Linked DNA regions of Homo sapiens: region 1 is linked to region 2. A link is a loop called in an ENCODE intact Hi-C map of the cell type or tissue named here. Cell type or tissue: PC-3. All regions are shown on one strand. Each heading gives the region's core, and the rest is flanking DNA. Links, peaks and the distances in the headings are about the cores only. Region 1 overlaps PDCD4 (programmed cell death 4). Region 2 overlaps RBM20 (RNA binding motif protein 20).

Region 1 (11,079 bases), core at 1,946-9,945, 110 kb after region 2:
CCAGCACTTTGGGAGGCCGACGTAGGTGGATCACGAGGTCAGGAGATCAAGACCATCCTGGCTAACACGGTGACCCCATCTGTACTAAAAACACAAAAAAATTAGCCAGGCGTAGTGGCAGGCATCTGTAGTCCCAGCTGGGGCAGGAGAATGGCGTGAACCCGGGAGGCAGAGCTTGCAGTGAGCTGAGATTGCACCACTGCACTCCAGCCTGGGTGACAGAGCGACACGCTGTCTCAAAAAAAAAAAAAAAAAAGTTTACATTTTTTGTGACATAATGGGACTACTTTTAAAGGATCTTCAGTGAGGGCATGCTTGAGAAAATCAGTCTTCATTCAGTATAGTTTGAAGACTGGAGGCAGGGAGACTACTTATGAGACTAGTGAAATAATTTGGCTCTAATTGATGATTTTGTTTAAAACAAAACATTCCTACCTTCCTAAGTATGTCAAGAATTGTAAAGATTTAAACACATGTATGCTTTTTATAGGTTGGTGAAAATTTTTGGTTTCAACATGTCTTAAAACATATTAAAGCCCATGCACATAGACCTGACATGTTATAATTATCTTTAGGCATATAGAAAATGATTTGAGTGATTCAGCTCTGATTTGCGTTAACAATAATGAACAAAACTGTGGCCCAGTGGTAGCTAATTCAGTAGCCTTTCTGACTTAAAGAGCTTTCAGGGCAAAGCCAAGTGCCTCCACTTGATCTCCATGGAATTTGAGTATGAAGGACACTCTGCTAGGTGATGGGGATACAAAGAAGGACATACAGTCTAGTTGTGGTTTCTCCTTTGAAGCTTATGACTTAGTTGGAAGAAAAAGACTGCTATATAAAAAGAAAGTGATTTCCATGACGTGTTGAATGAATAGTATGTGAGCAATTAGTGTTCCTGTACCTAGAGTTGTAAGGGAAGTTTTAATGCAGGGAGTAAGACTTGGGCTATATCCTAAAGGATTTTGATAACTGAAAATAACAGTGAGGGCGACATTCTACTGGGAACTCCAGTATGTTGATCTCTTTCAGAAGAATCAATTTTATATAGGCTGGAAGATTTACAGGATGGTAAGTAATAGGAGAAAAGTTTAGGGAGATGAATTAGGACTTTGAGATGTTGGCTTTTCTTGAAAGCAAACTTTGTCTTGAGGCAGTAAAGCATCAGCAGTTCAGCTCAACAATCATATGCGATTATTTGCTAAATGCCTTTCATTCTCTTTTGGATTACTAATAGTTCTTAAGTGTTTATACCTAGTTATGGGACGTTTGGCAAATCATTTAAACATTCTCAGCCTTAGTTTCCTTATCTGTCTTCAATGTTATAATAATTAACTGCCAAACTTGTGCATAAATAAATGATAGAGTGTCTAGCACAGTGCCTAATAGTAGGCATTCTATAAATATTAGTTTATCTCTCTTCTCAAGATGCTTTGTCTTTTCTTAATATCTCCAATTAGCTCATAAAAGTCTAAGGGTTTTATATTTGGTGTTGCTGTTAGCATAGATTTTATGATCTAAACGTGAAATAACATGCTTCTTTTGGTAAAAACAAACAAATTTGGTTTGTTTTTGGTAAGAAACAAACATGCTTTGTTAAAATTCAGTGCCTTGGTTTACTTTCCTTGATAATGTGAAAAGTAATCTTATTTAGTTGTTTATTAGATTGAAGTAGATGAAATTCCCAATATGTGACTGTAATTTACCTACAAAAATGGTAATGTCATGTGATTCAACCTAATCTAACTTACCACTATATCTATAAAACAGTAGATACTTAAAATACTTAGAATTTTTTTCTTCATTTTTCTCTTTAAGATCCTGATAACTTAAGTGACTCTCTCTTTTCCGGTGATGAAGAAAATGCTGGGACTGAGGAAATAAAGAATGAAATAAATGGAAATTGGATTTCAGCATCCTCCATTAACGAAGCTAGAATTAATGCCAAGGCAAAAAGGCGACTAAGGAAAAACTCATCCCGGGACTCTGGCAGAGGCGATTCGGTCAGCGACAGTGGGAGTGACGCCCTTAGAAGTGGATTAACTGTGCCAACCAGTCCAAAGGGAAGGTTGCTGGATAGGCGATCCAGATCTGGGAAAGGAAGGGGACTACCAAAGAAAGGTTGGTATATATCATGTCCAACAAATGGAAGATAAACAAGTGGAAAAAAATTGTCTGGTTCTTGTACTACACTTTCCTTGTTCTAGGAATGAGAGAGATTCAAAAAGTGAAAATGTAAGGCTTTACAGTTTGTATATATTTTTACTTAGTAATAATGTGAGAACCATCTCACTTTTTCTTTAGGTTGATGTTTTTTCTTGTTTGAGTAGATTTAATTTTCTTGAGCAGAATGTTAACGATTTATTTCCAGCAAAATATACACTGATGTTTTTCACTGTTACGAGTTTTACGTATATTCTCTAAGTTTGAAAGGAGTCAGAAATCCATCATACTTATTTAATATAATTATGTCCATTACTACTACTAATAAATATACATTTGATTGATAACGTCTAGATCTGAATTTTAATGTTTTCCTAGATCTCACGGTGAGTTCTCTTTAGCTCTTTATTTTGGGTTCTGTAGTAGATTGGTCTGTTTCACTGCTGTTTCTCTAGTACCCGAAATAGTGACTAGTACACTGTAGGCAAATATTTGTTGAATAAGAGTTTTCTGACGATTTCATCACCTTCTGAATGGTGGGAACTTCAATTTATAGCCTAGGTTTCTTGTAAAATGTTTTTGTGATCTGTCAAAAATTAGTTTTGTTAAATGCCTCTGCAATCATGTTTTATATCAAAATGAAACCTGGTTGTCAGATTCTGTTTTGGTCTGATGGCAAGGATATACTTGGTACAAAATAAAAACCTCCAAAAACAGAAATGTTGGTGACATTGTAAAGGTTCTTTAAAAAATAGTGTAGTACATTAGTCCTTAAAACATTTCAGTAAGTTGATGTAGAAAAGCAACTTTGAAAATTGGAATTGTTAAGCTTCTTTTGGTTGTTTTGTATTTAGAAAACAGAATTTTCAGGGCTGTTAATGCTTAAAAGCAGTTAGAATTCTTTTCTATATTTATAACATATTGCTAGTTGTATGGTTTAATGTGTACTTTAATATTTAAAGAGTACTGTATTTGACCTTAAAATATTTGATGGTGGTTACTGTCCTTTTTTGTTAAATAATTTTTCCCTTGTTGAGTTTTCTATGCTAAGCTTTACCGGCCCAGAATGTTTCTTTTTGTCTTAGTCTCAAAGAAATGTCGAATAAAATTTAGAGCTCAGCTGCAATATCATCTCCTTTGAGGTCCTCAATATAGCTATTTTTTTATCTTTATTTGTTTTTGCTTTTATTTTAAAGCATCTGCTTTTTTAGTTTTTAACTTCATAAGCTATTTTAACTTAATGTTTTTGGAAATATTGAAAGAGTGGTCTGAACAAAAACCAGTAGGGGAAGAAAACTGGAAAAAAACTAACACGTTAAATACAATTTTTTTTTAGCTGTTGTTTAACATCGGAACATTTTATTTTAGATTTCAACAAATTGATGAATTTTGTGTTTTTTCTTTCTCAATGCTAAACTTTTTCAGGTGGTGCAGGAGGCAAAGGTGTCTGGGGTACACCTGGACAGGTGTATGATGTGGAGGAGGTGGATGTGAAAGATCCTAACTATGATGATGACCAGGTATCAGTGCTTTGCTTTTTCATAATATTTAAAATGTTTATGAACTTTTTTGACTTCATGTTTGTAGTTTACTCATACATGTGTCAAATCATATGTATAAATGTTTTGGATTAGGAAACCAAGTAAACTGACAGTAATACATGCATAACTTTCACTTGGTTTCTGTAGTGAGTCAAAAATAGCTCTTTAGAAATTCACTTAGGATTATTAAGTTGTCCATTTTTCAGTAAATTCTGTTAATATAGTTTGTTTCTATAGTAATGATAATTGAGAATATCTTCTTTTGAATATTATGAGTTACAGATATTAGATTCCTTTTAAATATTACTGTTTAGAATGGTAACTATATAATACATTTTGTTTTGGGGACATGCGCATCTTTCTTTTAGGGATAATGCTGAAAATGTAAATTTTTAATAGATTGTGAAGTGAATTTTTTATTTTTTTTAATGGAAAAAATTTAAAGTAGAATAGTATAATCTGCTTGTACTCCTCTCTTAGCTTTACAAACTTAAATAATTACAAACTCATAGGCAGTCTTGTTTAATTCCATTTACTCTCCGTCTTCTATTGGCCCCTTTGCCCCACCCTGTTTTGGATTATTTTGAAGCAAATCCCAAATGTTTTGATTATGTTTTTTGAAAATTTGTCTTTGCACAAGGTGAGACACGGTGATGGAAATTTTAGACAGGAAAACGTTAAGAGTATGTGTTAGGTTGTTTTTATTGTGTGTTGTATGTATGTATTTAAGTGTTTTAACTAATAGATATGGAAATATTTCTAAGAGAACATGAAAAATATGAAACTAGTAGGATTCAAGTACTGTAGAATCTTTGCTAAAAATGTATTAATCTTTCAAGTATATGTTTTTAGGCTGAAGCCAGTCACAAGTTGTAAATATAGCAGTCCCCTCTTATCCGTGGTTTCACTTTCCGCAGTTTCAGTTACCCATGGTCCAATGTGGTTTGAAAATATTGAGTGGAAACTTTCAGAAGTAATTCATAAGTTTTAAATTGCATGCCATTCTGAGTAGTGTGATGAGATCTCCTGCTGTCCAGCTTCATCCACCTCATCCTGCCCAGGATGTGAGCCATTCCGTTGTCCAGCGTGTATCCGCAATGTATACACTACTCGTGCATTCGTCACATGGTAGCTGTCTAGGTTATCGGATTGAGAAAACAGTATTTATTGGGTTCGGTACTATCTGTGGTTTAAGGCATCCTCGGACGGGGCTTGGAACATACCCCTTGTAGATAAGGGGGCACTACATTTCAGAGCTTTTTTAGCATGGGGAGAGAGGAATGGTTTGATGATGGATGTTAATTTTCTTTTTGAAATTTCAATTGAACAGTGCTTTTTTCCTTAGAGATTTTTTTTCTGTCACTACAACATTGATCTTTGTGTTATACTTTTTATTATAATAATGCTAATCGTGAAGGCTTTGGTTCCTGCTTCATTTTTTTTTAAAGTGAAATTTTAATTAAAACACCATTTATGATAGGAAGCCATCATGAAACTTTTTGATTACTAAAAGATTGGTTTTGAGAGAGACATAAAAATTTTGAGAGAAAAAATTAACAGAAGACATGGGGGTTGGGAGCAAATTATGTATTTGCTGTGGTTAATGATTCTAATCTATATATTGGCTTATTGTATTCTGATTTTGTAAAAGAGCAGTGACATATAAATTCTACTATTTTTATTATGATTTATTATTATTATTTTTTAGCTTTGTTGTCCAGGCTGGAGTGCAGTGATGAATTATAGCTCACTGCAGCCTCGAACTCTTGGGCTTAAGAGATCCTTCTGCCTCAGCTTCCTGAGTAGCTAGGACTACAGGGGCAAGCTACCATGTCTGGCTAATTTTTAAAACTTTTTTGTAGAGACAGGGTCTTGCTATGTTTCCCAGGCTAGTATTGAACTCCAGGCCTCAAGTGAACCTCCCGCCTTTGCCTCCCAAAGTGTTGGGATTATAGGTATGAGTCTCCTTGCCTGGCCTAGATTCTATTTTTATATGCGATCAATGTATGTAGCATGTCTTTGTCTTGTGCTAAGTGGGGATTATTAACCACTTAGAATATAAAATTGTACAACAATTTCACTTGTTTATTTGCATTTTGTTTTTTATAACTCTTACTCCCTTTTCCCCTCAAAGGAGAACTGTGTTTATGAAACTGTAGTTTTGCCTTTGGATGAAAGGGCATTTGAGAAGACTTTAACACCAATCATACAGGAATATTTTGAGCATGGAGATACTAATGAAGTTGCGGTAGGTTTAAAGTTGCAAGTATAATTTATTTAATATAGGAGAGAAGACATCTTTTATAAGCAAAATACATCTACAATGATCTTGGGTCACTGAATAAATTTAATCATTTTCTTTTGCATAAGTGAATTTCTAAGAAATGGAATAAAATCTCATTACATTAAAACAGTTATATATTTGGGATGTGATGAGAGCTGTGTGCCATTTTGTTCTCTGAAAAATGACACAATATTTTTATAATTTTTATAATTATAATTTGTAATGTATATGAATTTATAAAATCTGTTTTTATAATTTATAAAATATAATTTTAGCAGTTTGAGGGCACTTCTAGACGCCCCCCGAAACCTCTTCAGGGATCTCAGTTAAGAATGCCTGACATAGTTTCATTTTTTTGACATTTATTTCACGTATGTTCAGAAGTAGGATAAAATCTTTTTGTACTTTGTCCAAAAAAAACCCCACAAATAATAAAGATTTGAAAAAGAATATACAGAAGCCATGAGAATAATCATGATTTGTTCATAAAGTAAATCTAGGATAAAATAAAACCATTGGTCTAGTTAGGATTATCAAATTAAAGTAATACAATTGTAACTCTTTAGAAGACTTTGATCATTTAGATTCTTAAAATTTAGACTGGACTTTTATGATTTGTCTGATACTGTGAGGTTTGATATCTTTGGATTTGTAGGATTTGAATATAAGACAAATATTTGTTCAGTGCATACCATCTGGAGGAATTTGTAATAGGTGATTCTTGCCCTTTTGAAGCCCAGTCAAGTGAAAGAAATGATATGTAAACAGATTATTAAAATACGTGAAACGTTCTGTTATAGAGGAAAAGTTTCCATGAGTCCTATGAGGGCAGGGACTGTTGAAATCTTGTTAATCTACCTAGCATAAGATCAATTGTATACTATGTATCTGTTAACTGAGTACTGTTTGGAAAGCATAAAATAGAGAGTAATAGTAGAGATGATTCTCTGCTGTCTGAAGGATGTTGAGGAGTTCGCCAGTTAAGATAGTTTTCCAGGAAAGAGGAGTATTGTGTTTGAGGGTAGTGGATTAGTTGTTAAAGTGCGGTCAAGGAAGATGAAATGCAGTCAGTGAGAAGAGATTACTAACAAGGACACCAGTTACGTGGCTGTGAAAATAGTTTTGGCACTCTCTTAGTAGTATATCATGATTTAAAGATTCTAAGAAAACTTTCATTAAAGAGGAGGGCACTCTAACTGAATTAGAACTTAGCTTCTAGAGTCAGACTGCCTTTATTCCACTTTCAGTTTGGCTACTCCAGCTGTGTGCCCTCTCTCCTTTGAGTATGATAGGTGTGATAATTTAATACTCAAAGGGCTATTTGAGTATTAAATAAGATAATATAACTAAAGAGGCTATTATAATGCCTGATACATTAGTCAATAAGTATTAGCTGCAGCTATTATATTTCTAAAAGGAAATTTTAAATTTACCCCAGAATCTTAAACCAATAATCCCATTTAAAAACAGTTGTTTAAGATCTCATTTTAAACTTGATACAAAAGTGTGAAGTGAATTTTTATTTCAAGAGAAGTCTTTGAAGAAAAGTAGAATATAAATAGCTTATGATAATCTAAAATGAATTTTTCCACAAATTCTCATAAAACAATATTTATAGTAATAATAGATTGTAAGGCAGGTTAGTTAACTCCTAATACCAATCTCAGCAATATTATGTAGTTTAATGAACTAGCCATGAGCTGCATAATGACGTTTCCATGACAGACTGCATATATACCTTTGGTCTCATATAATACTCTTTTTACTGTATCTTTTCTGTGTTTAGATAGGTAACCACTGTGTTAACAGTTGTCTACAGTATTCAGTATAGTAACATACTATACAGGTTTGTAGCCCGGGAGCAATAGGTTATACCATGTAGCCTACATGTAGGCTCTGCCATTTAGGTTTGTGTAAGTACACTCTATAATGATTGCACACTGATGAAATCACCTAAATGGTGAATTTCTCAGAATGTATCTGTGTCGTGACCCATGACAGTATTTTAAAGGTATTTCACATTTTTGAATTTAGCGATGTTAAGGCAGTTAAAGCTTGACAAAGTGGATCAATGTCTGATTTATGCACAGGGAAAGGTGTGTTTATCCTATCTTCTAAAACATGACTGGGTCTTTTGATTATTTCCAAAGAGTGAGACGTAGAGATATATAGATAAAAGCTCAATTTTTCAAAAATAAAATTTTATTGAACTATAGGTAGTGATACACTTTTAAAATGTTTTTAAATTATTTTTTTGAACAGGAAATGTTAAGAGATTTAAATCTTGGTGAAATGAAAAGTGGAGTACCAGTGTTGGCAGTATCCTTAGCATTGGAGGGGAAGGCTAGTCATAGAGAGATGACATCTAAGCTTCTTTCTGACCTTTGTGGGACAGTAATGAGCACAACTGATGTGGAAAAATCATTTGATAAATTGTTGAAAGATCTACCTGAATTAGCACTGGATACTCCTAGAGCACCACAGGTTTGTATGATTCTTCTTTTTGTTCATTCCCTCCCACTACTATATTCCTAATTGTGGAAATAATGTATACTCCTAGGAAATTTTAGTAGATGGAAGGGGATGGCCAACATTTCCTACGACACCGAAATATTCCGCTAGCATTTTGATGTATTTTTTCCTAGTTCTTTTGTTTTTTAAACATGGTCTTCATCATGCTATAAATTTAATGTTATCTTGTACTTTTCCCCTATGATCTGCATAGTTTTTAGGTAATTTTTTTTTTTTTGCCATATATATAGTCTTTGTTATATGTAGTTGTTTTATTAGCTAAGATTTTTAAAAAATGTAGGTTATGATTGAATGCTTCACTAATGTTTATTATAAGAAGTCATAAATAAGACTCTTCCCTTTTGTAGCTTTGAAAATGTGAAATTGTTGCTATTGTCAAAAGTTTTTAATCAAGGTAAAATCACTTTACTTAAAACATTAATTTAGAAATAGAATATAGGCATGTCAGTTCCTAAATGCTGTTTCTGTTAAACTTAATGACAGACAATACTCGGTATGAGATATTAAGTGGTGATTCTAATGCAGACATTTTTTCCTTTTATACCAATACACATACTTTAAGAAAATGATTACATAAGTTTATATTTATTGTAGAATTTTTGAAAAATAAAAGCCAGAAAGAAGAAAGGCCAGCAAAAACTGCTACTGGTGTTAAGTTTTCCATTCTCCTTTCTGTGGGTATATATCAATGTATGGCTTCTATAAATCCTTAATTTTTTAAAATTAAAAAAATGGAATCATACCATTATGCTATTTTATAAACTTGATTTTTCTCATACCATAAAATATGGTAAATATCTTTCCCTGTGGCCACATAGTATACCATTTTATGTGTATACCATTTAACCATACCTTTATTTTTGGACACCAATTTCCAGTTTTTATAATAAGTAATGCTGTGAACATACTTTCAACTATTTCTATACAACTTTTTTTCTCCACAAGATAAATTCCTTTGATTAGTTTTTGAGAGAACCTAGTCCTTTTTTTTTGTTTTGTTTTAAGAAGAGAGGACGTCACTTGACCTTAAATCATTCGTTTAACCCCAGCACTTTGGGAGGCCGAGGCAGGCGGATCACGAGGTCAGGAGTTCGAGACCAGCCTGGCCAAGATGGTGACACCCCGTCTCTACTAGAAATACAAAAATTAGCCAGGTGTGCGCCTGTAGTCCCAGCCACTCGGGAGGCTGAGGGAGAAGAATCACTTGAACCTGGGAGGTGGAGGTTGCAGTGAACTGAGATCGTGCCACTGCACTCCAGCCTGGGCGACAGAGCGAGACTCTGTCTCAAAAAAAAAAAAAAAAAAAAAAAATTTGATCATATGCTATGTATTCAGGCAGTGTGCAAGGTGTTAGGGATTCATTAGTGAGCAAAACAGATGTGGCCCCCACTCTGGCACTTAACTTGAAGGTTAAGATGTGGGAGTGTATGCCAGGCATAACAGGTACTACATAGGTTTTTTTTTAAAAAAAAATTCCAGCATCTTTTAGGTACTGACTGTGTACTTCAGCTAATCTTCATCATTTATGTATTTAGAAATTGTGACCTATAAAAGTTATTTAACTTTTTTTATAGCTCTTTTTTTTTTCCTTTTTACAGTTGGTGGGCCAGTTTATTGCTAGAGCTGTTGGAGATGGAATTTTATGTAATACCTATATTGATAGTTACAAAGGAACTGTAGATTGTGTGCAGGCTAGGTAAGTAAATCACTTTTCCTACTTAGAATTTCAAAATAGGGGAAAATTCTACAGGATCCTATTGAAATGACACTTGTGTTAATCAGACACTCTGTACATCTGTTTGTCACTTCTCTATATTCTCCACTGTTAAAATGGAGAGACTATTGGCATGATATACCAGGAAGAGGACAGTACTATAATGGAAAAGTTCTGGAGTTTAGCTAAATCATTAATTACCTTCATGTCAAGCCACTCTTCTTTGGGCCTCAGTTTCTTTATTTATGAAACAAAACCATTGGACAGATCTTTAAGTTCTGTTTTCAGGTTCTAGCATTGTGTAATAGTTTAATATTCTAATAAGATGGATAACCTTAAGAAGAGAGGCCTGATTTATAGTTTTATTTTGTATTTATCTACTGTAGAAATCTTAGTCAGAAAGTATCTTTTTCACTCTTGTGATTTAGTATAATTAATATGATATTTGGTATAACTAAATGTGATATTTGGGAGTTATGCTATTTGATTTTTCTTAACTTCTTGGAGACTTGGACTCAGCCATGTCTTAGTTTTCCTCAGGTCTATATATTAACTTAATTTTCTAGGGCTACTTCACATCATAGTGGAATGGTGTCCCTGGGTAGGAAGGCATGGATCTAGGTGAAAGTTAATTATATGTGAAGTGTTTCTTCTCAGTGTAGATCAGTTATTTTGTAATGTGTTTTGATTTTTCTTGAATGAGAAATGAAATAGAGCATGAGAATATTAACATGAGGATCAACTTCTTTTTGCTCCTTTTTGTTTTGAAAAAGTGTTTTGAATTTTATTTTGCTTTTATGTTATGTGAAAGATTTAGGGCATATAGGATTTTGTCAGCTTTATCC
Region 2 (11,079 bases), core at 1,281-9,280:
CATGAAAAGGTGCCAATAGAGCTAAGAAATATTTTTAGCTGTATTGTGTTTGACCCTTTGTGGACTTGTGACCCTTTGTGGACTTGTAGAAATTTCAGTGTTTATTCTTCAGGGTCATTTAAGACAAATGGTCATGCTGTTTGGAGTGACAAAAATGGCTTGTGGGACCCAAAGTAATAAAGAACAGATTGATTCTATTCTTTTATAGATTGGTAATTCTTAGACTTTGCTGCACAATTGTTCTCCTGGGGAGCTATTAATATTACAAATTCCAGTGCCTGGGTTGAGTCAATCTCTGGAGGTGGGACTCAAGCCCCAGTTCTTTTTAAAACTTCCCAAGTAATTCCTAAGTGCCACCAAGTTTGAGATCTAGTGATACAGATGACTTTATCAACAACCTTTTTTTTGTTGTTGTTTATTTGTTTGTTTTAGCCTAAGCCTTCTAGGGTGAGTTTTGGAATGGGCTTTTTATAATGATGGGGGTGGGTGTTGACTAAAGAACTTTCAGCTTTCTGGAAGCTCACCCTCTGTTCTCTGTACTAGTGAACTCAGTGTAGATGGAGGTATGCTTTCTCCCTTTCCAACAAACCTGGTAATATGATGCCAAGCCAGTCACTCAACCATCTATGTTACCTAAGGTTCCCTGAACCTTGAGTGTTTTTATTACAGCAGCCCAAATGTTCTGAAAATCTTGATTATGTCTCTTAAGGGAAGGTAGTTTTATAATTAATTACATGTGTCCCTTGAAATTATTTTTACATTGTCTGAAACCCCCATGGAAGAGGAAGCCCATTCTTGGTGTACTTGCAGCTAGTAGAAGTAGCTCATTAAAATACAGGGGTTACTCAATTCCTGATAACTCACTATAGATTTTTTTTTTTTCAGACAGGGTCTTGCTCACTCACCCAGGCTGGAGTGCAGTGTTGGTATCATAGCTCACTGTAACCTCAAAACCCAGGGCTCAAGTGATCGTCCCACCTGAGCCTCCCAAGTAGCTGAGATTACAGTTGTGCGCCACCATGCCTGGCCAATCTAAAAAATTTTTTTAGAGACAGAATCTCTCTATGTTGCCCAGGCTGTTCTCGAATTCCTGGCCTCAAGTGATCCTTCTGCTGTGGCCTCCCAAAGTGTTAGGATTACAGGTGTGAGGCCACTACCCCCAGCCACCTCACTATACATTCTTAGGGTTGGAAAGTATTTTCAAAATACTCTAGTACAGCGGTTCTCAAGGTGCAGCATCAGCCTCACCTGGACTTGTTAGAAATGTACATGTTCACGCTCCACCCCCAGATCTTCCGAGTCAGACACAGAGATGAGGGTGTAGGTGGTGGTGAGGGGTGGGCCCAGCATCTGTGTTTTAGGAAGTTCTCCTCTCCGGGTGCCCACCAAAATTTGAATTACTGCTGTTATTTCACCTTGTCAGAAACTGAGGTACCCCAGTCCTCAGATCTGTCTCTGCACCATGGCCAGATCATCCTAACTTTTCTGTGTCATGAATAACTGCCTTAAGAAAACACCCACCATCCTAAAATCATAAGGCATAAAGAAACCTTAAATGTTGTCTCATCTGACCCTCCCATTTCACAGATGAGAAAACTAAGGTCGATAGGGTGACATGAAGTCAATAAGATGTAGAGTTATTGGTGACAGAGCTTTTGGTCTACTTAAAACCGACACAGTCTTCCTCCCCCACTGGCCCACATTGCCTCTCCAGTTTTATGTGGACTTCTAGTATTTGGCTGAAATCACGTCAGTTAAAATGTCTAGGTTAATTGTCAGGCAACTCTAGAAAAAGACCAACAGAATTTTAATTCTTTAAAATTAATCCAAAATTCTTTCATTTCAAATTGGCTTGAATTTTATAACTGTCTTTGTACATTTAATAGAAAAAAATATCGGTGATGTAAACTGCTGAAAAGAAAATTCACAGAACATGGGGACCAGTCCTGGAACATAGGTTTCATCCCAACATCGTGTAGATTAGGCACTTAACAGCGCCTCAGAGGCACACACTGAAATTGCATTTTCTTCCGATTTGGTTAAAAGGAAAAACGTGACAAGAAGTCTGTTTGTTGAATACTTTACAATTTTATACTTGATGTGGTTAGTGATATTTACATAATTTTGTCCGTGTTCAAAGACTGAATCTAATCCACATTCTCTGTAGAGCTTCATCTTTCAAAGCATTGTAGCAATACACAGGGAACATTAAGCCAAGAAAACGAAGGGAGAACACACAGCTATTATCTACATACACATATACATGGAGCAGGCATGTCCATGGATAAATTTTTTTTTGGTTTTTTTTGTGGGTTTTTTTGAGACAGAGTCTGGCTCTGTTGCCCAGGCTGGAGTGCAGTGGTGTGATCTCAGCGATTCTCCTGCCTCAGCCTCCCGAGTAGGTGGGACTACAGGCGCGCACCACTATGCCTGGCTAATTTTTGTATTTTTTTTAGTAGAGACCAGGTTTCGCCATGTTGGTCAGGCTGGTCTAGAACTCCTGACCTTAAGTGATCCGCCTGCCTCACCCTCCGAAAGTGCTGGGATTACAGGCGTTAAGCCACCATGCCTAGCCCATTGAATAGAAGTGTTTATTGGTTCCACACACCTACCATGTGCTAGGTATTGTGATGTGGTGTGGGACACATATAGTTCCTATCTTCGAATGATCATGGGACAGTGGGAAAGTCAGACAAGTGCTTCAGTAGACAATTATGAGAGCAGGTGGTGGAGTTAGAAGAGAGTACAGTTGAGGCTGATGGAGCAGAAGGGCATTCTGAAGATCATGAAAGGGACATCAGTGCACACTGGATGGGAGCAGAAACCAGAGAAGGCTGCCTGGAGGAGGTGTCCTGTGAGCTACATTTCAAAGTATGGTAGATATCTAGGTGAAGGGGAGTAGGGAGGAGGTTGTGTAGGGAGAGGGGCCAGTATATGCCAAGGCATCAATGCTTGTGTGTACATTTTCTATCACTGGGCCAGGATTGATCTATAAATCCCTATGTATTTCTTTGTGTGTATAAACATTAGCAATTTGGTTTCTTAGAGAAACCAAATGCTTTGCATAGCAGTTTTAAAATATACATTTCGAAAAGCTCATTTTTCCATTACAAAAGACTCAGATGTTCCCAAGAAAAGTTTCTCAGTTGAGAGGTCACCAGATCTTATGTTACCGAGAAAATGGAAAGATTTCCCCTAACCCCAGAAGTCAAACCAGCTTCCTCAATTTGAGACTGCACAAAACCAATTAATTTTTGCCCATTGTGGATTTTCTTAATAATTGCATCTCCGACAAACCAACTCCTGTCCTAAATGGATTTGAGCCACATTTCACTCTGAAAGCTGTGGGTCCATCTGGGAAATGTCTTTGTAGATGAGAGAATTTTATAATAAAGTATTTTTGGTATTTCATTTACTAAATCTTCAGGGATATAGGTAAGAGAGCCTCCGTGCTGAACTGACTGCCTAACAGAACAAGGTTAGAGAGAATGAAATTATTTCATGCTGTCTGGCCTGCAACACATGCCTCTGAACGAAGCCATATACAGTCGCGGGTCGCATAATGATGTTCTGGTCAATAACAGATGGCATATACAATGGTGGTCCCATAAGATTATAATACTGCATTTTTACTGTACTTGTCTAGGTTTAAACATATTTAGATATGCACAAATACTCACCATTGTGTTCCAGTTGCCTCCAGCATTCAGTACAGGAACATGCTGTGCAAGTTTGTAGCCTAGGAGCAATAGGGTATATCATATAGCCTAGGTGTGTATGTACACTCTATGATGTTCGCATGACAAAATTGCCTAACAACACATTTCTCAAGACATGTCTCTATTGTTAAGCAGCACATGACTGTATATATAACAATGGTTTCTTTAAAAGCACTCCCAGGAGTGGCCAGGTGCAGAAATAGCTGAATTTGTGAGCAATGATAATGATAGTTAATATAATTATCATATTTTCCAGAGCACCTGCACATCACGTTTGATCTTTACAGTGAGTGGAACAGACATTACGATCTCCATTTGACAGATGAGGAAATTAAACCTTAGAGTTATCAGATTTCAAAGGTGAAGGGACCTTAGAGATCCTTTCATCCAGCTTTCTCATTTTACAAAAAAAAGAACTCCCTGAGATCCAGGGAAACTAACTGACCTAGGATCCCACAGGGAGTGAATAAGGGCTGTTGGGCCAGGCCCAGGTCTTCTGATTTCTAGCTTCCTGATTTTGCACTCCATTGCGCTATTCTCAGTCTTCAGTGTGTTAGAGGAAACTTGGTAGGTTATGCATTTGTTCTTAAGGAGAAATTTTGTTGATATCAGTCCTAGGCACTATTTTATAAATGCACACATGTGGAAAAATCCCTTATTTTCCTGCTTTTTTTCTATATATAGATACAGGCAGATACACAGACAGATAGACACACCACATGTGGATGTCACTGGGGAGATGAAGGTGGGATTGAACTTAGCAGAGTCTCAAAGGGGGCTTCAGCTTTATCTGTCAAATATTCTTTTATTAAAAAATTTTGAAGCAAAATGACCATTACAGTAGCATTTATTCATTTTGGATAATGGGCACTGAATTCATAAGTGTTTGTTTTCCTCTTCATATTTCTGTATTTTAAAATTTTCAAAAAAAACCAAATATGGATATTAAAAATAAATTCTCACCTATAATACCATACCCTCATTTTATAAAAATAAAGAATATTTTCAAAGAAATAAAAATGGTTCAGAAGGATGGAAAGAAAACTATACTATGGGACTCGTTAGTTAAGTTGACATTAATCCTCTGCTTTAAGTCTTTCCTGTGATGACACTAGCAGAATGTGTATCATTTTCTCTGCATTTGCTGCAGGATCAGTTCTCTTTGGCAGGTTTTGAGCCGTTCTAATAAGTCCAGCATGAAAGGCAGGCCTCTCGTGTCAGTTCTAAACCCACCAGCTGCCCCATTGTGACTGCATAGTCCCCTGGTTCTGAGACTGTGCTCTGCCTGATAAGCGACGTACGGAGCACAGTGGACTGAAAGCCCGGGGATCTGATACCAAACATGTTAGTTAAACTCATGTTTAACTAACCCAAACTCATGTTTAACTGGCCCAAAGGAAGTAGGCCCAGAAATGTGGTTTTTGGAGCTCCCTTTAATGAACGTGTAAACAGAGGATAGAATATTGGCCTTACAGTTTAAAAACCCTCCTTCAAGTCCCAGTCAAGTCCCTTATTCACTGGATGACCTCACACGGTTCATCTGATCTTTCTTGGTCTCAGTCTTCTTACTATAGACTGGAAATGGTCATATTTGACTTAGCTGTCCATATGGCTGTTCTGGAGATGAGACAGCTAATGAAGTGAGAACACTCATTAACACACCAACTGAAAAACACAAAACAAAAGAGAGATGATAGGATTATATTGCTGTTATGAATCATTCCAAGAGGTGTCATGGTGATATGAATCATCATATGGTAATGTCATGGCTAAGGCCCAAACACAGAATAGCAGCATTGACCCAGTAGTCTCGAAATTAGTCACAGAGGCCAAGCTAGTGAAGACCCAGCAGCCCTATTGTTATCAAGAAAGAGCACTATCCAAAAGGTGTGTGGCCTCATCTTCTCCTTGCAAAGAGAGAATTCATCTGGTATATGTTGATAGGCGTGTATCCGACCACAGCTACCTCCATCAGCCCTGAGGACAGAGGCAGCCTGCATTCCAGTCCCAGCTCTTCTCTGTCTCGGTGTGTGACTTAGGCGGTTTCACAGAGGACGCCAACTTCATTGGCTTTTGCGGTTTTTTGTTTGTTTGTTTTTTGTTGTTTTCTTTTTGTTTGTTTTGTTTTGTTTTTGTCTGTAGAATGAGTGAGTTAAACTAAATTGTCTGTAAGGCCTCAGCTCACTCTTAAAGTGTGATCACTAGCTAGAGTTTGAACTTTAGCCCCAATATGACTGTTGTGTTGTCATTGTCACCTTTGTAACCTGACATTCAGGAATGTCCCTCTCTAGTTCATATTCTGACCTAGCTTCTGAAAGCATTATAGCAGAGTTGAGAATTTTTGATCTAGGAAAGATAAATATTAAAAAGAAATTCCCACCAAAATACCATAAATAAGGAATGTTTTAAAGAAAAATGGTTCAGAAGGAAGGAAAACTATAATGTAGTTCTTGTTAGTTAAGTTGACATTAATCCTCTCTTTGCTTTAAGTCTCTCCTGTGTTGACACTAGCAGAATGTGTCATAAAGACATGGAAAGATCATAAATTCTCAACTCTGCTCTAAAGATCTGACCTTCAGCGTTGCATTTATTTGGCCACACCTTTATAGTGTGGTCATACCTAGAAAATATTTTCTTGCCTGGTCATCAGCCCTCTCACCTCGATTACTTTCTATATTTTAGCACAAAAGAAGAAATGGCGCATTCACCACTCAGCCAGTTGCACTGGAAGTGAATTTAAATTCCTGAACTGGTTATCTTGGAAGATATTGTGCTTATTGCAGATGTGGCCGGTGCATGAGTTTAGGCACTACCATGCTCTGGGCTGTGGTTCTTGGCTCCTGCTTCTGGATGGCTGGACATTACCAGGAGAGAGCCTGCTGATACATCTACGCACATTCACTCTACTGCACTTCAGCTGTGTCCTTGTTATTCCACAGCCCTTTAAGTCCTGGTTCACCAACCAGATGTTAAGACTCTCTTGGATCCCTCAAATCCCATCCCCATGCCTGCTGCCTCCTCTCTCAGCAGTTGCCCACTCCTTATCTTCTAATCCTCTTTTCTCCCTATGATGATGATAGTGACCCTGTAGCTCCAACTACTGGGTCCTCACAGTCAGTCCACTCCTGCAGAGGAAACTGGAGGGTGACCAGGAACCTTCAAGTCAATGTGGGCCACAGACAGGAACCGTCTTTAAAAGATGGTTAAATGCCCGTGGTTTACGTAGGTTGGCTTTCTTTAAGCAAATAAAGGAAATGCATTGCTTCATGTCCAGCAAAGTACAGGGTGGATTCAGGAGAAGCTGGCTCAAGGCATTCCTAGGAAGTCATCAAGGAGCTGCCTGTACCTCTGTCTTCAGGCCAGCATCTTCTGAGTTGGCTTTATTCTCAAGCAGGCTGTCATTAAGTGATGGCTTAACAACAATTTAGCAACCATGGCATGACAGAGAATCATGCCTGATAGCTCTAACAAAGTATCCGAGAGTGTTCCCCCATGAGCCAATCACTGTTGCCAGAGGGATGTGGTTCTTGGACTGGCCAGGTCTGAGACACGTTGCTTGGGCCCCTATTTGTGCAGAATTGGCCCCTGACTACATTCCCAGAGGGTCTTTGGATGTTTGGTCAGATGGTCTGTACTCTGGGGGGATCAATTCATACCAGCAAGGTCCAGTCAGCCCCTACACCTACCACCGCCTCTCTAGTGGAAGCCACTTTTGCATCTAATTGTCTTGGGAATTGTGTTGGTTTTCTATTGCTGCTGTAACAAATTGCCACAAATTTAATGGCTTATAATAACATACATGTATTATCTTACAGTTCTGGAGGCCATAAGTCCAAAACCAGCCTCACTGGACTACGGTCAAGGTGTTAGTTCCTTCTGGAGGCTCTAAGGGACAATCTGTTTCCTGGTCTTTTCTAGTTTCTAAGAGGCTTCCTGCATTTCTTTGGCTCATGGCCCCTTCCTCCATCTTCAAAGCCAGCAGCAAAGCATCTTCTCTCCTCTCTGACTTCTGTTTCCATCCTTATATCTTCTCGCTGACTCTGATCCTCCTGCTTCCGTCTTAGAAGGACTCTTGTGATTACATTGGGCATACCAAATTAAATTCAGAAATTCAGATAATCAAGATCTTTAATTCAATCATGTCTGCAAAGTCCCCTTTACCATGTAAGATAACATATTCACAGCCTCTGTGGGTTAGAATGTGAACATTTTTATTATTCAGCCTACTGCAGGGATTATCCACTCAATTTAAAAACCTGAACTTAGACAGAGAAAGAGTGTACTGAAGCTCCTGCATTGGAGTGGGAAATTGTAGATAGTGACCTAGGAAGGTGACTTTGTACCTGCTTGTAGGTTTAGTTTTATTTGCTTCTTGGGTGTATTTAGATTGTCCTTTTTGAGCTGTTTGTGGGTTTTTCTCCACAGAATTGGGTACTCATAAAAGAGGTGTCCATATTGCCTCAAAGCCACCAGATTCTGATGAGCCATACCCCTTATCTTCCTTCTTCATTTTGTTCACGGCAATTACTTTGTGCCCATAAAGTGGGAGGCAGTGTGCTGAGGAAATACAAGATTCTCCAAGACACACTCCTTTCTCTTGTGGAACTTATGTCTGGTGGAGTAGAAAGGCACGCACGCAATTATTTTTAACCCAAGGCACAGGATGTGCTGAGTGATATAAAAGTGACAAACTAAGGAGTGGGAAGACAGCAGGAGACATCAGTTCCAGCTTCCAGGGGTGTCAGATCATGCACCCCAATTTTTGGTTCAGAAATATGATCACTACTATATGCACCTCAATTTCAGGTTATTAACTATTGCAGGCTAAGAATTTTAGGGCTTTAAAAATAGTATGATGTGTTTTTTCTTCTTTGTCTAGGGTGTTTGGATGAAAGCAGGTGCTCAGCTCTGATGATTCATGTGAAATCACTTCTACTCAAGGTTGACTAAAGTTGGGAATGATGAAAATTTCCTAGTCAAAGCAAAAATTAAGAAGAAAACCTGGTTAGTTTTCTTATTTTTTGAGGAATCTGAATGGGTTAACGTCTGTAACCTGGGCCATACTCTGAAAAGGACAGGTTTCCCATGGCTGACCTGCAAATACCCAGCATGGCTGGCTTTCCTAGTTGGAAAGCCCTTCCTCACGTGTCCTTTCAGTGGCAAAGGGGAATCTCTACTAAGAGCTCCCTCCTGCCCAGAATGCAATTTTAGAAAATAGAGCTGACTTCTCTGGGAAAAACAAAACCAACCTTGTCTTACTCTGGTCATGGAAACCAACTTGGCACCTCATTATCGCCTTGTTAGCAAGAACAGGCTGTATGATGGACAAACCTGGGAGGAAGAGTTGGCCCTGTGTGGCCACGGTTTTGAGTTAAGCTTAATTGCTTTTCTAAAGCTCAGCTACTTAATACTACACAAGTCAAAATCTATCATCAGACTCTTGACCATCCATTCTCCTCTTCCTTCCGTATTCTTGCCTACATAGACATTGGTCGCTCCCCATTCTGCTGCTGTTGAATTTGTGCTGGGTCACCCAGGGACCCCCAAGGCTTGTTTGCAACCAGCCCGGCTCCCCAAAGGAGAACAGGGCTGTAACTACCTTTAACTTTCAGTGCCCTCTTCCCCCATATTTTAAAATGCAGCCAGCCTGTTCTGCCCTTGGAGCATAGCAGGGCTGCTGGCTGGGGAAGGTGGTGTCTTTTTAACAACTTATAGGCAATTTTTGATTTTTCATGCAAATGGGAAAGAATAACAAAGGCATTTTATCTGGCTCTCAAATGTGCTTTGTACTTACATTTAAATGTGGGTGTGCCTGATGTTCTGGGAACTCCCTTCCAACAAGACAGTGTGGCAACCCATGTCACTTGCTATGTCTCCCTTTTCCTCCTCAGCTGAGCTAGCTCCCAGCCTCTCTCGTTTTTGTTCCATTATCATTGGATTTTTACTGTACAGAACCTGTGACAGTGGAGACTAAGGTGTCCCAGTTGTGCAGTGTCTACCCTGTACTGCCTAAGCATGCTTATTGTACAGCATGCATTGTTTATGGCAACTCCAATTTCCAGTTTTCCAGTCCCCTTCTTCCCATTCAAATGTCCCAGAATTCCAGTTCATCAACATCCTGAACATATTTCCTGATGACACCCACTTTTCAGAGGGGAATTTAAAACCTGGAAAATGTGGTCTTAACCAAAGATTCCCTCCCTGCCTGTGGTAACCACATATCCCAGATGTTCTGGGAAAGTCTTTCCAGTTTCCAGACCATGCACACTGATTTTTGGTCCAGAAACCACTATAACCAACCAATATAGGTCACATGAAAGACACATGTCAGACGGACACCCTTTCTGCAGTAAGATTCGGTGAGAGTCTGCTATTGTCCCCTACCTCAAATTCAGATTTTTTTACTTGTAATTTTTTGGTTATTCCTTATACTAGTTAGGTTTGAGAGCTCAGTTGAAGGGAACTGTGATATTGTGAGATTTGGTCTTCCTCAGGTTTCCTAGCATAAAACTCCAAAAGTCTTTGGAATCGGATAAATATCTTTTTGTATGCTAATAAGCTGACAAATGTCTGGCAGCCCCTTAGGTATCTTTAGGATGGGGTCTGGTTACTGGAAAGACCACAGCAGGATGGAAGGGTTGGGACTTTCAGCCTCACCCCTAACCTCAGGGAAGGAGAATGGGGCTGAAAGTAGAGTTGATCACCAATGGCCAATGATTTAATCAAACATGCCTGTGCAATGAAACCTCCGTAAAAACCCAGAAAGGACTGGGACATGTGGAGGTTCCTGGAGAGGGGGGTGCCCGAGAGGATGTGGGAGCTCTGTACCCCTTCCCAAACACTTTGCCCCATGCACCTCTTCCATCTGGTGTTCATTGGCATCCTTTGTCATATATCCTTTCTAATAAACCAGTAAAACTAAGCATCTCCCTCAGTTCTGGGAGCCTCTCTAGCAAATTAGTCTAATTCTGATTTACAGCCAGTTGGTCAGAAGCATGAGTAAAACAACCTGGGGCTTGTGATTGACATCCAAAGTGGGGGGACAGTCTTGTGGGGCTGAGCCATCAACCTGTGGGATCTGACGCTTTCCCCAGGTAGTGTCAGAACTGAATTGGCAGACACCCAGCTGGTGTCCACTGCAGAACTGGTTGCTTGCTTGGTGTGTGGAGAAAACCTCCCACACATCTAGTGTCAGAAGTGGTTCGTGTTGTGAGAGTATAGGAGACGCTGAATTTGTTTGTGCCTATATTCAGACAGGAAGACAATTCATGTTACTTTTGGATGTGAAATGAGGACAAGGATGAAAATGTGTTTGGCACAAATGTAAACACGATTCACTCTGTAGGCAATTGTTAAGCCT

Evidence for each region. Peaks named below come from ENCODE experiments on the same cell type or tissue, not always from the same donor. Only the 100,000 strongest peaks of a DNase experiment are listed, where the experiment ranks them.
Region 1: it touches region 2 in a loop (14-fold over the local background); 6 of 110 quality-filtered maps call a loop at or near these places.

Annotation. Positions count from the first base shown.
Region 1 is chr10:110,879,415-110,890,493 of GRCh38, forward strand. It overlaps PDCD4 (programmed cell death 4), which reads left to right. Exons shown (of 12, transcript NM_014456.5): 3 at 1,819-2,121; 4 at 3,589-3,683; 5 at 5,839-5,952; 6 at 8,251-8,472; 7 at 10,119-10,216. Among named protein-coding and RNA genes, the nearest start is that of PDCD4, 13 kb to the left of the region's middle. In PC-3, for the core only: no CTCF peak of the experiment used is centred there; DNase peaks (open chromatin) are centred at 4,777 and 6,727; H3K4me3 peaks cover 2,308 bases; H3K27ac peaks cover 3,444 bases.
Region 2 is chr10:110,768,855-110,779,933 of GRCh38, forward strand. The region is part of intron 1 of RBM20 (RNA binding motif protein 20); the gene reads left to right. Among named protein-coding and RNA genes, the nearest start is that of PDCD4-AS1, 97 kb to the right of the region's middle. RefSeq lists enhancers at 5,629-6,828, 5,719-5,908. In PC-3, for the core only: no CTCF peak of the experiment used is centred there; DNase peaks (open chromatin) are centred at 5,507 and 6,247; H3K4me3 peaks cover 1,299 bases; H3K27ac peaks cover 2,480 bases.